2 separate regions of the Homo sapiens genome follow, and region 1 is linked to region 2. A link is an interaction called in ENCODE POLR2A ChIA-PET data of the cell type or tissue named here. Cell type or tissue: A673. All regions are shown on one strand.

Region 1 (8,000 bases), 1.4 Mb before region 2:
GGAATTGCTGGATGTGGTAGTTTTATGTTTCTGGATCCTTCTTAATTCTTTTCTTTCTAATTAGCTTTTTGTAAGTATAATTTACATACAATAAGATACATCAATTTTAAGTATACAATTCAATGAGTTGTACAAACAAGTTGTAACTCATTTAACTCCTGTAACCAACACTACAATCACAATATAGAAAATTTCTATCACCCCAGAAAGTTGCTTTGTGCCCTTTATGTCGTCCTTTTCCCCTGCCTCTGGTTTCTGTTAACCACCAATCTCTGCTCTGTCACTGTAGTTCCTTGTGCCTTTTCAAACATTTCTTATAGAACAGGTGCAGTGGCTCATGCCTGTAATTCCAGCACTTTGGGAGGCTGAGGAGGGCGGATCACCTGAGGTCAGGAGTTCGAGACCAGCCTGGCCAACATGGTGAAACCCTGTCTCTACTAAACGTACAAAAATTAGCTGGCCGTGGTGGCGGGCGCCTGTAATCCCAGCTACTCGAGAGGATGAGGCAGGAGAATCCCATGAACCCGGGAGGCGGAGGTTGCAGTGAGTTGAGATTGCACCATTGTACTCCAGCCTGGGTGACCGAACGAAGCTCCATCTCAAAAAATAAATAAATAAATAAAAATAAAACATTTTGTATAAATGGAACCATATAGTATGTAGACTTCTGTGTCTGGTTTCTTTACCGTAACATAATGGTTTTGAGATTGATTCATGTTTTTATATACATATATATGTATTGATATATAAATACATATTTATATAAATACATATAATTTTATTCATATATAATTTATATATGCATTTCTATATTATATGTAAATATATGTAATATATATTTGGAAAATACATATAAAAGGAATGAACTGTTTATGTCTATATCATGATTGTGATTCATGGTTTTTGCATCCTAAGAAGCCTTTGTCTACCCCAAGGTTGAAGAGACTTTCTCCTATATTGTCTTCTAGGAAGTTTTATAGTGTTAGTTTTTTGGAGACACCATCTCACTCTGTTGCCCAGAGTATATTTATTATATATTTATATATATTATACACAAATATATATAACTTTACATATATATATATATATACACACACACACACACACACACACACATATATATATACACAGAGAGAGAGAGATATCATTCTTTTTCATTACTGAGTTGTATTCCAGAGATCAGTGGGCTTTCTTTTTCGTTTTTCTTTTTTTTTTGAGATGGAGTTTCACTCTTGTTGCCCAGGCTGGAGTGCAATGGCGTGATCTTGGCTCACTGTAACCTCTGCCTCCCGGGTGGGTTCAAGTGATTCTCCTGCCTCAGCCTCCCGAGTAGCTGGGATTATAGGCATGCGCTACCACGCCTGGATAATTTTGTATTTTCAGTAGAGACGAGGTTTCTCCATGTTGGTCAGGCTGGTCTCGAACTCCTGAACTCCTGACCTCAGGTGATCCGTCCGCCTTGGCCTCCCAAAGTGCTGGGATTACAGGCATGAGCCACTGCCTGGACTTTTTCTTTAAATGGGTATATTTTAGACTTTGTGAGCCACATATCTCTGTCACATGTTTTCCTTCTCACCTTTTTCTCTTCTCCCTTCATCCTCTCTTCTTTCTCCTCCTTCTTCCTCTTCCTGTTCTTCTTCTCCCTTTCCCATGACCACAATTCTTTAAAAATTTAATAACCAGGCTGGGTGCGGTTGCTCACGCCTGTAATCCCAGCACTTTGGGATGTGAGTTGGGTGGATCACTTGAGGTCAGGAGTTTGAGGTCAGGAGTTTGAGGTCACCATGCCTGGCCAGCATGGTGAAACCCTGTCTGTACTAAAAATATAAAAATTAGCTGAGCCTGGTGGCATGCCTGTAGTTCCAGCTACTTGGGAGGCTGAGGCAGGAGAATCACTTGAACCCAGGAGGTACAGGTTGCAGTGAGCTGAGATTGCGCCACTGCACTCCAGCCTGGGTGACAGAGCAAGACTCTGTCCCCCCACCGAAATAAAAAAAAAATTAATAGCCATTCTTAGCTCATGGCTACATAAAAATAGGCTAAAGTAGGATTGGCCAACTGGCTATAGTGCCAACTTCTGTTGCTCCATGTACCGCAATTTCTTTATCTGTTGACCAGTTGGTAGTCATCTGGCTTGCTCCCAGTTTGGGGCTATTATGAGTAAAGCTGCTGTGAACATTCATGTATAAATCTTTATGTGCACTTATACTTTCATTTCCTAGGAGTGGAATGGCTTAGTCACATGTTAGGTCCATGTTTAACTTTAAAAGAAACTGTCAAACTATTTCCCAAAATGGTTGTAGCGTTTGTGTTCCCATCAGCAATATGTAAGAGTTTCAGTTGCTCCATATCTTTGTCAACACCCGATAGTCTCATTTTTGAGTTTAGCCATTCTAATGTGTATGTAATGGAACCTTATTGTATAGTACTTTTAATTTGGATTTCCCTAATGGCTAATGACATCAAGCATATTTTCATGTACTTATTGGCCATTCGTATATCTTTTGTACAGAGTCTCTTCCAATCTTATGCCCATTTTAAAAGCCACTTTGTCTTTTTATTATTATTGAATTGTCAGAGCTCTTTATGTATTCTAGTTACAAGTGCTTTGTCAGATATATGCTTGGCAGATATTTTCTCCCAGCCTATGGCTTGTCTCTTCATTTTCTTGACAGTGCCTTTTGAAAAGCAAAAGCTTTAAATTTTGATGGTGTCCATTTGATCAGTTTTTTCCTTTTTGGTTCATGCTTCTTATATCTTAAGATGTTTTTGTTTACCCCAAGGTTGCAAAGATTTTCTTCTATGTTTTCTGATTTCTTATAGAAGTTTTATAGTTTTTGCTTTCTTGTTTAGGTGTGACCCATTTTGAGTTAATTTTTGTGTATGGTATAAGGTGAGAGTCAAGGTTCATTTTTTTTTCCTATGGATATCCAGTTGTTCAGCATGGCTGTTGCAAAAATTATCCTTTCCCCATAGAGCTACCTTGGCCTCTATCAAAAATCAGTTGACCATGTAAGCATGGGTCTATTTCTGGACTCTTCTGAATTCTTAACAGCTTAATTAGAGCTCATATTTTTTAATCTATGGACAGGGGATATAGATATGCCTCTCGGTGTCCTTCCTGCCTAAAGATGACACTGCTAATGGCATTGTAGCCCATGAAAAGTGGAAAAGATTGTCTTTCATGGGATGTACGTGTAAATACAGGCTTTGCATTTTCCAACAGGACTACTGTTGGGCTACTGTGGTGCCTTTTGCCATCCAGGCTGCCAAGTCCTTCTGTTCAGAGCAGAGACGATCTGTTTCTGTTGCTGCTCTCTGGGCCTGTCTTTCTGCCCACTGCCAGCCATCCACAGCCATGTGCTTCAGGGCCCACCCCGCCCCCAAGCTATAGCCAGCCCTTCTCAGCCCAGCCAGGTCCCCGTCTCTCTGCACTTGTGCTCTCCACCTCTGTGCTGTAGCAAGCACTGATTTGGTGGGCTGGCTTTATTCCAGGACCTTACTGGGAGTGAGCCTGTCTTGTCATTTAATTTTCAGGGTGGCTTCTGAGCGAAGCTGATGGGCTGATGTGAGAAGCTAGAGACACTGCTGTATAGAGACATGGCTCCAACCCTGATGAGCCTGGAGGCGACCTCAATGGGCTGGCCCCGTTTCTACCACTGCCTTGCCCATGCTTGGGCTGCCAGCCTCCCCAAGGACGTGAGAGTTCTCTCCCTCTTGTCAGCCAGCACATCACTGGAGTGCCTGTTGTCTCGGCAGGATGGTTCCGTGACAGCTCTCAGCTCTGTGTTGCCGATGAACCTTTACTGGATTGCAGGATTTCCATGGTGTGGATCGGTCTGTGACTTGCTCAGCAAGGTTTCAGGCTCAACATTGCCGTGTTGTATGCACAAGTCCTAGTCCTGTGCATGTGTTCTTAGTTGATGATGTTTGTTCTCACCTGTTAGGTGAGAATTTGGTTGGTGGAGGTATAAAGAAACAGAGTCATGTTGGTTTTGTTGGTGTTCAGTGAATAGTTAGGAGCTGTGGGGATGCACCTCTCCTGCCCCCGCTCTACCATGGTTTTACCCAAACTGGAGCCTTTGCGCAGGCTGACCTCCATGGAGCCGGGCAGAGCTTAAGCTAGTTCGTGGAGTCCTTGGAAGGTTGGGTTTTGAAGAGCTCCATGCCCTTTGCTCTATAGCAGTTTATCCCCTGACCTCATTGCAGCCCACAGCGCCACAGCGTAGAGGCAGTCCAGGAAGGCCCAGGTGTGCAGGATGAGGATTGCCACCACAGATGCCCGTCTCTTCAGCCTTCACAGAGATGCCAGGGCTTTGGTACTGGTGAGGAACCCCTGCCACGCAGCTAGGGCGCCGGTCCTTAGACAGCTGGGCTCTGAGTGAGAGTGAAGATATCGCCTGTTCTTGGATTCTTTGGGGCTCACAAAGCCCTGCCACCTTCAGTCAGTGCTTGATAAGAAGAGAAAAATGTCCTTGGAACCCCCCTGGCTGGTGGTGGCATGAGGGTTTCTGACCCCAGGCTTGTTGCCCACTTGCTACCTTGTCTGCCTTGTCTGCATGGCAGGCCAGTCCCTGCTTCCAGAGTGGAGACTCGAAGCATTTAAAAAGCCCACTCATTCTCTTCCTTTTCTTCCCAGCTAGAGAAGAGTGACTGCCCCATCTCCTGCCCTTGTCTTTATACCTCCGGACATTCAGGGAGCCTGGTGGCGGGGAGGTGTGTTCCCAGGCGCCCTGCTCTCAGTTCCCTTGCGGGGTCTGCACCAGACTTGGAAAAAATAGGCCCCAGGGTGGGGAGGGGCAGGACTTGAGGTGGTCGTGGCTGGGAGTTTGAGCTAGTGTGGACTGTGCTAATGTTTTTGCAGTAGCCTGGTCTGTTACCCTCTGAGAGCCACACAGCGGGTAGGAGTCATCTCTATCCGAGTTTTTCTCTTTTTTCATTTTGCCACAAGACAGAATTGTATCACACATCTCCAAAACGAGTAAAATGGCATTTCAGCTTCTTGTCTTTATAGACTCTCTGAACTTTAGGAAAGATCATTCTGGTCCCTTTTCATTAATAATGAAAACCAGGGGGCAATAAAATGTTCTTAACGTGAGCATGGCAGGAATGAGGAGCGGTGAGGGGTGAAGGGTGAGGCTGCAGGGACCACAGGTGTTTCTTGGGGCTGGAATAGCTCAGAACTCTGGAAAGTGAGGCAGCTATTGGGAGGGTCCTGGTCCTCAACCCACACAGCCAGCGTCTGCTCAGCCTTGACAGCCCAGAGGGCCCCAGAGAAGGCTGTCCTTCTCATGGCGGGATGTTTGCGGGTGAGCAGAGGAATCCAGCAAACTCCAGGTGCTGGTCAAGCTTTCAGCCAAGTCACAGCTGCTTTCTTGCAAGAGGCTTCATGGTGTCTGAGAAATCAGTGGTGAATATGGTATTCGGGCCGTGGGCCCCGTTCTGCACTTGTTCTGCCTGAGGATTTTGGCTGCAGGGAGGGATGTTCCGGGTATGGATGAAGGCCCTCCTGAGCAGGGACTCTGAGAGAGCGGGGTGGCCAGGTTGCTCTGTCTTCACTTTTTCCTCCTGAAAATGGACTTGCACTAGATGTCAGGTTTTGTATCTGGAGCGCCAAGCAAAGCTGGCTAGAAGAGGGGAGACAGAAGAGACACCTGACCAGGACTCCAAGTGCCCGGCTCCTTGGGGTCGAGGTGAAAGATCCGTCTGCCTCAGTGCTCTTAGAGCTCCCTGTATAACGAGAGGTGATTTGTGTCGGGTGGGGGTGTCCACCATCAGTGAAGTAGCACTGTCCCCTTCCCATGGCAGTTTCTTAGACACCGAGTGTCACTGCACAGCCTGGGAAGGGAGTGGGGGAAGTCCTTGCTAACCATAACACAAACCCCAGAACCCATAAAAGAATAGATTGATAAATTTGTATAAAAACCTCTGCATGCGACAAAACACCATTAGCAGAGTCAAAAGAAAAATAAACCAGAGAAGATGTTTGCGATGCAGATCACAGACAGCGGGCTAATATCCCTGCTATATAAAAAGTCTCTCTAAAGTGACAAGGGAAAAGAAATCAAGTAGAAAAGTGGAGAGCATACAGTACACCGAAAAGGAAATGCTGATGAAAACATGCTCAATCCTCACTCAAAATGAGATCAATGCAAATTAGAACTAGAGTGAACTTCTGTTTTCCTGCTGTGGTATTGGCAGGAATCTCTGCGTTTGAATCGTGCATTGTGTGGGCGCAGCCGTGGGGAAGCAGGCATTGCGCAGCGGCTCAGGGTGAATTATCGGCCCCATGGAGGCAGGGTGGCAGTATTTCTCAAAACTGCAAATGCACACGCCCTGGGACCACCCTCTGGGGGTTCTGAGGCTCACAGGGTGCGTGTCCCCATGTGGGAGATGGCACGTGTGCACGTTGTTGATGGCAGCGTGGTGTGCAGTAGTAGAAAGTTGGAAATGAGCTGGGTGCCCATCGGAGGGCAGGTGAAGTGGAATATCCTGCAGCTGTAGAAAACAAGATTGAGAGATGGGGAAACGTGAAGGAAGAGAAGACATCCTGTGCCACCTTAGGTGTGCACACAGACTCACTGGAAGGATAAATGTAAGACTACTAATGGCTGTTGGTGGTGGGGAAGCCTTTTTTCACAGACTGCCCTGTGCTATTCGATGAGTAAACTGTATGCGTGCTACCTGTTCAAAAAGTGTAAAACAGAAATGGGAGTTGGGGACTGAGGGAGAGGCCCTATGTTGATTACAGTTTTGGGACCGAGATTCCAGGGCTAGGACACACCGGGGAGTCTCGCATGGAATCCGCAGGCAGGGAGGGAGTTTGGTGGCCAAGGAGGGACTCCAGGCCCCTCCAGCCCTGTCGTCTCTGCCCCCTGAGAGTGCCATTCAGCAGCCCTGGGGGAGGGGGTGTCTCCTTGCCCACTCGGAGGTCTTTGCGACTTGGATCCGCCTGGTGGGGCTGCGTGCCAGCAGCCCCTTCCCCCTCATGCCACATCCTGCCCTGAGCTGAAGGAAAGAACGGGCCTTCTCCTCCCCTGTGGTCATAAAACGCCAGGACATGGAAGGTACCTCTGAAAACTTACAGGCACAGGTGAGAACTGAGGGCAGAAGTCTCTCAAGCAGCAAGTCCTTCAGCTTCACTCGGCCGTGTTGTGACGTTCCTTCCCAGAGTTCAGAACGCTGCTGATTTTCCCTCTCCCCCTTTCTCCCAGATGAGCAGCACACTGTGGGGGCGCCTTCCGGATAGCTCTCCACTGGTGCTGTGATCGCCTTCCCCGCTGGTCTGTGTCCCACCCACGCCCCTCCTGATGACAGATCCTTCGGGGGGAGGCAGAGCACCCGCCACGTGGCCTGGAGATGGCCGCTCCAGAAAGGTGTTCGCAGTGGAGACGGGGCTCTCCCGCGTGCCTTGGAGGATCAGATGAGGTTGTGGACGTGGGAGCACTTTGTGAACTGGGCATGGGAAAGAGTGAAGGTGGAAACTCTCCCCACGTCAAGTAGAATTGCATTCAGGAGGGCACTTTGCTATGTGCCGTTCTAAAGAGAATCGGCCGGGCGCGGTGCTGCTCGCCTGTAGTCCATCTGCTTGGGAGGCTGAGGTGAGAGGATTCCTTGAGTCCAGGAGTTCCGGGCTACGGGGCACTGTGCTGATCGGGGTTCTGCACTAAGTTCTGCATCAATATGGTGACCTCCTGGAGCAGGGGACCACGAGGTCGCCTAAGGAGGTCAGAAATGGAGCCGGTCAAAACTCCCATTCTGATCAGCAGTGGGACATGCCTGTGGATCGCCACTGCACTCCAGCCTGGGCAACATAACAAGAGCCCATCTCTAAAAAGATTACTTAATACAAATAAAGAGAAGAGAACGGGGCCAGGTGATCTTCCATGAAGACTGGCTGCCCTTCACAGCAGCAGCAATGTGTTCTCCTGAGACATTGCCCCACTCCCTTCTTGCCCTCTGTGCTGGTCCCAGTCCCTCTCCACCTCGTGAACCCTTGC
Region 2 (8,000 bases):
AAAAAAAAAAAGAATGAGAAAGTAACCTTCCCTTTAGCCTGGCAGTTGTCAGCTGGGACTCACAAGGTGGAGCTTCATGTGTAAGGAGGAGCGTGATGGGAGAAAAGCAGCGAAACATGCCCTGTGTAGGAAACACTGGGGTCATTTAGACTGAGGAAGACACTCTGGGGGTTAGTCGGTGTTTCAGGTAGGCCTGAATTAAACTTTGGAGACAGACAGACAGTCTCTATAAGTGTTGCTGAGGGTGGCTGTGTGATTCAAGGGGCAGACAGCACGCAGTGAGCCTCTTGTAGATTGATCTGAAATGATGAACCAGGGGCATGTCAGAGGTTTGGGCCTGGGGGTGTTTATTCATTTTAATAAACAGTGCCTACTCTTTGTCTCTCAGCACTGTCTGGGCACTGGCAACATTGCACTGAATAGGGCTTTGGCCTTCCAGGCTGGTATCTGCGTTGTGAAAGTAATTCAGGTCAGATACTGGTGGCTTTGCTGACAGCTGTTACTTCCTTCTAGGACGAGCAATGGGAAGAGCACCGTGATCAATGCCATGCTCTGGGACAAAGTTCTGCCCTCTGGGATTGGCCACACCACCAATTGCTTCCTGCGGGTAGAGGGCACAGATGGCCATGAGGCCTTTCTCCTTACCGAGGGCTCAGAGGAAAAGAGGAGTGCCAAGGTGAGGGTGCCAGGCTGGCTGTCAGCCCTGTGCCTGCTGGGGGAGCAAGTCCTCCGTTGTGACACGGCTGACCTCACCTCTAGGGAGGGGGCAGCACCACCCTGTGGAGGTGAATGGGAGACCCTATTTTAGATGAACTTTTTGAAGGATGTAAGAGCTTTTGGGGGCTGGCGGAGGTGGTTTTCAGAAACGTGGATCACCAAGAATGAGGACCCTGCTGTTCCTCATACAGCTCTGAGTGGCCACTGACCTCTCTTCACTAATTAAGGAAGACAGTATGTGCTGTGTTCTTCCTTGGGATATTGCCAGAGAGGAATTCCTGCATTTGCTGTGTGTCTCTGACCTATCAGTCAGGGACCGACACTCTGAGTTTTCTGAGAGGCAGCTGCATTCTTGTTTGGGGCCAGATGCTCAATTTGCTTCATAAAGAATCAATTGGTCGGGCACGGTGGCTCACGCCTGTAATCCCAGCACTTTGGGAGGCCGAGGTGGATGGATCATTTGAGGTCAGGAGTTCAAGACCAGCCTGGCCAACATGGTGAAACCCCATCTCTACTAAAAATACAAAAATTAGCTGGGCGTGGTGGTAGGCACCTGTAATCCCAGCTAGTCGCGAGGCTGAGGCAGGAGGACTGCTTGAACCCAGGAGGTGGAGGTTGTGGTGAGCTGAGATCACGCCACTGTACTCCAAACCTGGGTGACAGAGCGAGACTCCGTCTCAAAAAAAAAAAAAAAAAAAGAATCAATCAGTGCAGAACAGATGACTTTAGGGTGATATCCGGGAAAGAAGCTCAAAAGAGCAGTGAAGAAAGTGGGTTCTTATTGACAACTCCCAGCTGTTAACTTTTTATATGTGGAAGAAGAAAGGGTAGCAGATGGGCAGCATTCCCAGCCACTGTGCTGTGATGCAGCGGCACAGGAAATCTCCTGGCCTGGTGGTTCCTCCTCAGCCTCTTTCTTTCCTTCCTCTGCCATCAGACTGTGAACCAGCTGGCCCATGCCCTCCACCAGGACAAGCAGCTCCATGCCGGCAGCCTAGTGAGTGTGATGTGGCCCAACTCTAAGTGCCCACTTCTGAAGGATGACCTCGTTTTGATGGACAGGTAAGAGGGAGGTGCCCTCCTAGGAGGTCCAAACTGGAAGGCACCAGGTTTCCATTTCTGGATAATCTAGGCCAGGGTCCCTGGGCCCCATCCTTGCTCTGCTTAAGTATTACTACCTTTCAGATGGGCTCAACCAAATCCTCTGGCCTCTTGGCTTTCCTCTGGAGTCTGGTTACTATACCTATTTATCAGTACCCTGCAGATGTCCCAGGGATGGTCTGTAAAAGATAGGAGGGATGCTCAAAAGTTGGTGGGGGAGGTTCTCAATCTCAGCCCAGTGCCAGCATGTGTACTGGGGGTGGGGAGTTGTGGCGGAGTCAGAGGTGTATTTTATTTCCCTTGAAGAAACACTTTGCCTTGGCTTGGTGGACTGGTTATAACTATACCAACATGTACAGTATTGTAGTGTTTATCTGGACTCACATCAAGTCACAACTTCACCTTAATTGTATATCATCTTTTTTTTTTTTTTTTTTTTTTGAGACAGAGTCTTGCTCTGTCACCCAGGCTGGAGTGCAGTGGTGCAGTCTCGGCTCACTGCAACCTCCGCCTCCCGGGTTCAAGTGATTCTCCTGCCTCAGCCTCTGGAGTAGCTGGGATTACAGGTGCCCGCCACCATGCCTGGCTAAATTTTGTATTTTTAGTAGAGACGGGGTTTCACCATGTTGGCCAGGCTGGTCTTGAACTGCTGACCTCATGATCCGCCCACCTTAGCCTCCCAAAGTGCTGGGATTACGGGCATGAGCCACTGTGCCCCGCCTGGTATATCATCTTTAAAGTAGAATTACAAGTAATTCTGTTTTTATAAAAGCAATAGATATATGTGTTTAAAAACACTCATTTCTGCCAGGCACGGTGGCTCATGCCTGTAATCCTAGCACTTTGGGAAGCTGAGGCGGGCAGATCAGGAGGTCAAGAGATCGAGACCAGCCTGACCAACATGGTGAAACCCTGTCTCTACTAAAAATACAAAAAAATTAGCTGGGCATGGTGGTGCGTGCCTGTAGTGCCAGCTACTTGGGAGGCTGAGGCAGGAGGATCGCTTGAACCTGGGAGGCGGAGGTTGCAGTGAGCCGAGATCGTGCCATTGCACTCCAGCCCGGGCGACAGAGCAAGACTCTATATCCAAAAACAAAACAAAACAAAACAAAACACTCATTTCCAGGCAATCTGGAAGGATAGGAAATGGGAAGTAAAATCCGTTAATGAGGGCCAGGCCTGATTTCTCTCCCGTCCCTGGCTTTCTCCTCCATGACCTGCCTGCCTCACAAGTCCCAGGTCTGTTCTCAGCAGGAAGAATAGGGCTCCTGCTCTGCCTGATGATTTGGTTTACCCCTGTCACCTTTAGCCCTGGTATTGATGTCACCACAGAGCTGGACAGCTGGATTGACAAGTTTTGTCTGGATGCTGATGTGTTTGTGCTGGTGGCCAACTCAGAGTCCACCCTGATGCAGACGGTAACTCCTCCTCTGCCTTCTCCCAAGCTCCCAGCACCCCCTGGGCAGGCAGCTGATGGGGCCTTGGCTGTCAAGCTCCTGCTCCACCGAGGTCTTACCCTTTATCTAGGAAAAGCACTTCTTCCACAAGGTGAGTGAGCGTCTCTCCCGGCCAAACATCTTCATCCTGAACAACCGCTGGGATGCATCTGCCTCAGAGCCCGAGTACATGGAGGAGGTTCGTGCTTCTGTTTGGCAGTTTGGGGAATGCAACCCCGAGGGAGCACTGCCTGCCACTGGGGCCACTTCCTGCACCCCTGGATCTAGTGACTTCCCTGAATTAATTTTATTGCCAAAGAATTCTCCAAATACTCTTCTGTGGTATCTTCTGGTGGTCTTTCCCCTCTCCCATCCACTTTGCTGGATGCACCCCCTCTTCAAGCCACTCTCCCCTAGGCCTAAAAAGGATCCCTGCTGCATTAGTGCATCTTCAGTGCCGGTGCTCAGTTTGGTTTCTGAGGAATTAATACAGAACAGGCTCAGCTCTAGGGAGGCCTCTGGGAAAGAGGCTGGAAAGAGGAATGGAGAATAACTGGTTCTTACTGGTGACTTACAACTCTTAGCTATTTACTTATTTATTTAGAGACTGGGTTATGAGGCTGGCTAATTTTTGTATTTTTGGTAGAGACGGGGTTTTGTCATGTTGCCCACGCTGGTTTTGAACTCCTGGGCTCAGGTGATCCACCTGCCTCAGCCTCCCAAAGTGCTGGGATTACAGGCATGAGCCACCACGCCTGGCCTCACAACTCTTTAAATATGTGAAATGAAAGACAAAAGGGTAACAAACGGCATGGTGGTGCACACCTATAGGCTGAGAGAGGATCCCTTGAGAGTAGGAATTTGAAACCACCTTGGGCGACGTAGCAAAACGCCATCTCCAAAAAAATAAAGGGTAGGCCGGGCGCGGTGGCTCACGCCTGTAATCCCAGCACTTTGGGAGGCCGATGTGGGCGGATCACGAGGTCAGGAGATCGAGACCATCCTGGCTAACGTGGTGAAACCCCGTGTCTACTAAAAATACAAAAAATTAGCCGGGTGTGATGGTGGCAGGCGCCTGTAGTCCCAGCTACGCGGGAGGCTAAGGCAGGAGAACGGCGTGAACCCGGGAGGTGGAGCTTGCAGTGAGCTGAGATTGTGCCACTGTACTCCAGCCTGGGCAAGAGAGTGAGATTCCGTCTCACAAAAAATAATTAAACAAATAAAGGGTAATAAGATTGATAATATGGCAATATGGGATGATAAAACATGCAGTTGCAGTCAGTAGGCCAGAGTCCAAATTATTTATTTTTTTCGAGATGGAGTTTTGCTCTTGTCACCCAGGCTGGAGTGCAGTGGCACAATCTCGGCTCACTGCAACCTCCACCTCCAGGGTTCAAGCAATTCTGCCTCAGCCTCCCGAGTAGCTGGGATTACAGGCACCCGCCACCACACCTGGCTAATTTTTGTATTTTTAATAGAGATGGGGTTTCACCATGTTGGCCAGGCTGGTCTTGAACTCCTGACCTTAAGTGATCCGCCCGCCTCGGCCTCCCAAAGTGCTGGGATTACGGGCGTGAGCCACTGTGCCCGCTTGTGACTGACACTAGGCAGTGTGACTTTGTTAGCTTCCTTGACCCTTCTGGTAATCCAATTTCCTGGCCAGTGTGATGGTGTGATAAATAGACTTGTTGAGAGGATGAAATCTGTCAAAAACACCTGACACGTGGTAGGTGTCTACAAGAAGCTATTGTCACATTTTATCGGTAGAACCCCAGGATGTCAGAGCCAGGAGGGATGTTCTAGTGATGCCCACTCCTTTTATAAACAATGCCCCAGGAGGACACAGCTTGTCAGAGTATAGGTCCCAGATTTAGGTTTCTTGACCTCAGGGTTCCTTTCCTGCCAGGGCACCAAAATGAGGCACTATATAGGCTTAACAAGAGGCAGTCTAGGGCACGTTTAAGCATTTCTGCTTGTATATGCATAAAATATCTTTGGCACGCTCACTGCCAAGTAACCCCCACACGTTGGTCTGGGAAACTTGGTGGTGAGAGAGCAGAATAGTGGGGGACATTACACTGTGTATGTGTTTGTGCCTTTGGCTGTTGAGCCATGTGAATATATTGCCTATTCTTTTTTTTCCCTCACTCTGTCGCCCAGGCTGGAGTGCAGTGGTGCTATCTTGGCTCACTGCAACCTCCGCCTCCAGGTTCAAGTGATTCTCCTGCCTCAGCCTCCTGAGTAGCTGGGATTACAGGCGCCTGCCACCATGCCTGGCTAATTTTTTTGTATTTTTAGTAGAGACAGGGTTTCACCATGGTGGCCAGGCTGGTCTTGAACTCCCGACCTCAAGTGATCCACCTGCCTTGGCTTCCCAAAGTGCTGGGATTACAGGCGTCAGCCACCATGCCCAGCCTCTTATGACCTATTCTTTTAATAAAAGAGGCAGGTGGGGGCTGTGGGGCCACCTACACTCACTCTGGACACATTTGTTTGGGCTCCAGGTGCGGCGGCAGCACATGGAGCGTTGTACCAGCTTCCTGGTGGATGAGCTGGGCGTGGTGGATCGATCCCAGGCCGGGGACCGCATCTTCTTTGTGTCTGCTAAGGAGGTGCTCAACGCCAGGATTCAGAAAGCCCAGGGCATGCCTGAAGGAGGTAATGATGAGAACAGATGTCCTCCTTTTCTCTGATGTTTGAGACATTTTGTCTCGTGCTGAGGAGTCTGTCAGTAGAAAATCCTTCTGAGAAGGGGATGCTGAGAAGAGCAGAGAGGCTCTTGCTCTTTAGCCAGTGGCTTGGTTTCTGGGGATTTCATCGTTTTCCTCTGCTGCCAAGTTGTTTCTGGACTAATGCAGTACAATCCTCCTAGGGGGCGCTCTCGCAGAAGGCTTTCAAGTGAGGATGTTTGAGTTTCAGAATTTTGAGAGGAGATTTGAGGTGAGTCCTCTGATTCTGGTATCTGGCGATTCTGTGCCTCCCCAGCTCCCATTGGCTGTGTCCCTGGCAGTGAAAACCAGAGTCTGGCCCTTGGTTGTAGGCCCCTGGTGGCCCCCACCTCCCTCCGTGCCTCTGTGTGTTCCAGGAGTGCATCTCCCAGTCTGCAGTGAAGACCAAGTTTGAGCAGCACACGGTCCGGGCCAAGCAGATTGCAGAGGCGGTTCGACTCATCATGGACTCCCTGCACATGGCGGCTCGGGAGCAGCAGTAAGAGTCCAAGACTGCAGATAGGTGGAGAGAGCTGCCGAGACAAGGGTGCTCCACCCCTGCCTTGGGCAGTTAGGACACGCCTTGATGGCAGGGCTGAGTCTCTGGGCTCCCATCCAGAGCCCTTTCCCTGGCCACCAGACCATGTTAGAACCACATAGACAGCCTGGTGAGGAGGGCGGCTGGGTGCTTCATCACCCCACCTGGTCTGTGCAGCACGATTCCCTGTGTTGGAGGTCTTGGCCCATGCCCTGCTGAGCTCTGCAGCCATTCTCAGAGCCTGAACACATTTTTCAAAACAACATTCCAGCCAGGAGCAGTGACTCACACCTGTGATCTCAACACTTTGGGAGACCAAGGCAGGAGGACTGCTTGAGGCCAGGAGTCCAGCCCAGATAACATAGTGAGATCCCATCTCTACAAGAATTTTAAAAATCAGCTGGGTGTGGTGGCACACACCTGTAGTTCCAGCTACTTGGGAGGCTGAGGCAGGAGGATCACTGGAGCCCAGGAGTTCAGGGTTCCAGTGAGCTGTGATCGCACCACTGCACTCCAGCCTGGGCAACAGAGTGAGACCCTGTCACTAAAGAATAATATGAAAACACCTTGCTTCTATCACACAGAATTGACTTTCTCAGTTGTTTATGTTAAGTTAAAATTTTAAAAAGTTCAGTTCCCTTTTGATTCTTTTGCACTTGTCCCAGTGTCACTCTGCCCTGAGGCACCATAATCATGAATTTACATTGTTCTATCACCCAAACAGTACTTTTTACATAAATGCTGAGGAATATGTCAGGTTTTTACATGCTTCAGATGTACAGATGTGGCATCACACTGTCTGTCACTGTACCTGGCTTTGCTTTCTCAACATCGTTTTTCCCTCTATCCTTGTTAGTATGTGTAGTTTGTTTATGAATCGGAACTGCTGTAGTATATTCCATTGTGAATATGCCTCATTTTCCTATGGATGGAATTTTAGATTTTTTTTTTGCTATTGGAAACCCTACTGCAGTGGACATTTGTTCATGTGTCCCCTTGTGCACCTTTTTAAGAGTCTTCCTGGGGTGAGTTCCTAGGGGTGTGGCAATTCTGTTTTAGGGTACACGCGTTTCCAGTTTTAGTCAGTTTTCTTGATGCTCTTCAGAACAGCCGTACCCATTCATTGCATGACCAGTACTGTCCATAGGCCTTCCATTTCATCAGCCCTCACCAGAACTTCAGACCTGGTCATTTTTGCCAGGCCTTGGTAGAAAATAGTGCCTTTAAAAATTTCATTTACAACTGGGCATGGTGGCTCACGCCTGTAATCCCAACACTTTGGGAGGCCAAGGCGGATGGATCACCTGAGGTCAGGAGTTCAAGACCAGCCTGACCAACACGGAGAAACCCTGTCTCTGCTAAAAATACAAAATTAGCTGGGTGTGGTGGCGCATGCCTGTAATCCCAGCTACTCGGGAGGCTGAAGCAGGAGAATCGCTTGAACCCAGGAAGTGGAGGTTGCAGTGAGTGGAGATCGTGCCATTGCACTCCAGCCTGGGC

The links. ChIA-PET counts read pairs that join two places held together with the same protein. Peaks named below come from ENCODE experiments on the same cell type or tissue, not always from the same donor. Only the 100,000 strongest peaks of a DNase experiment are listed, where the experiment ranks them.
Region 1: POLR2A ChIA-PET joins it to region 2 with 11 read pairs; 2 of 35 experiments call an interaction of 5 or more read pairs at or near these places.

What each region holds. Positions count from the first base shown.
Region 1 is chr1:10,609,284-10,617,283 of GRCh38, forward strand. The region is part of intron 4 of PEX14 (peroxisomal biogenesis factor 14); the gene reads left to right. It also overlaps the pseudogene RN7SL614P. Among named protein-coding and RNA genes, the nearest start is that of PEX14, 140 kb to the left of the region's middle. RefSeq lists enhancers at 6,249-6,934, 6,935-7,618. In A673, no CTCF peak of the experiment used is centred here; a DNase peak (open chromatin) is centred at 6,218; H3K27ac peaks cover 1,910 bases.
Region 2 is chr1:11,995,643-12,003,642 of GRCh38, forward strand. It overlaps MFN2 (mitofusin 2), which reads left to right. Exons shown (of 19, transcript NM_014874.4): 5 at 514-676; 6 at 1,655-1,779; 7 at 3,128-3,236; 8 at 3,346-3,453; 9 at 5,759-5,912; 10 at 6,127-6,194; 11 at 6,340-6,461. Among named protein-coding and RNA genes, the nearest start is that of MFN2, 19 kb to the left of the region's middle. RefSeq lists an enhancer at 5,156-6,085. In A673, CTCF peaks have their summits at 6,130 and 6,329 (motif pointing left); a DNase peak (open chromatin) is centred at 6,119; H3K27ac peaks cover 3,517 bases.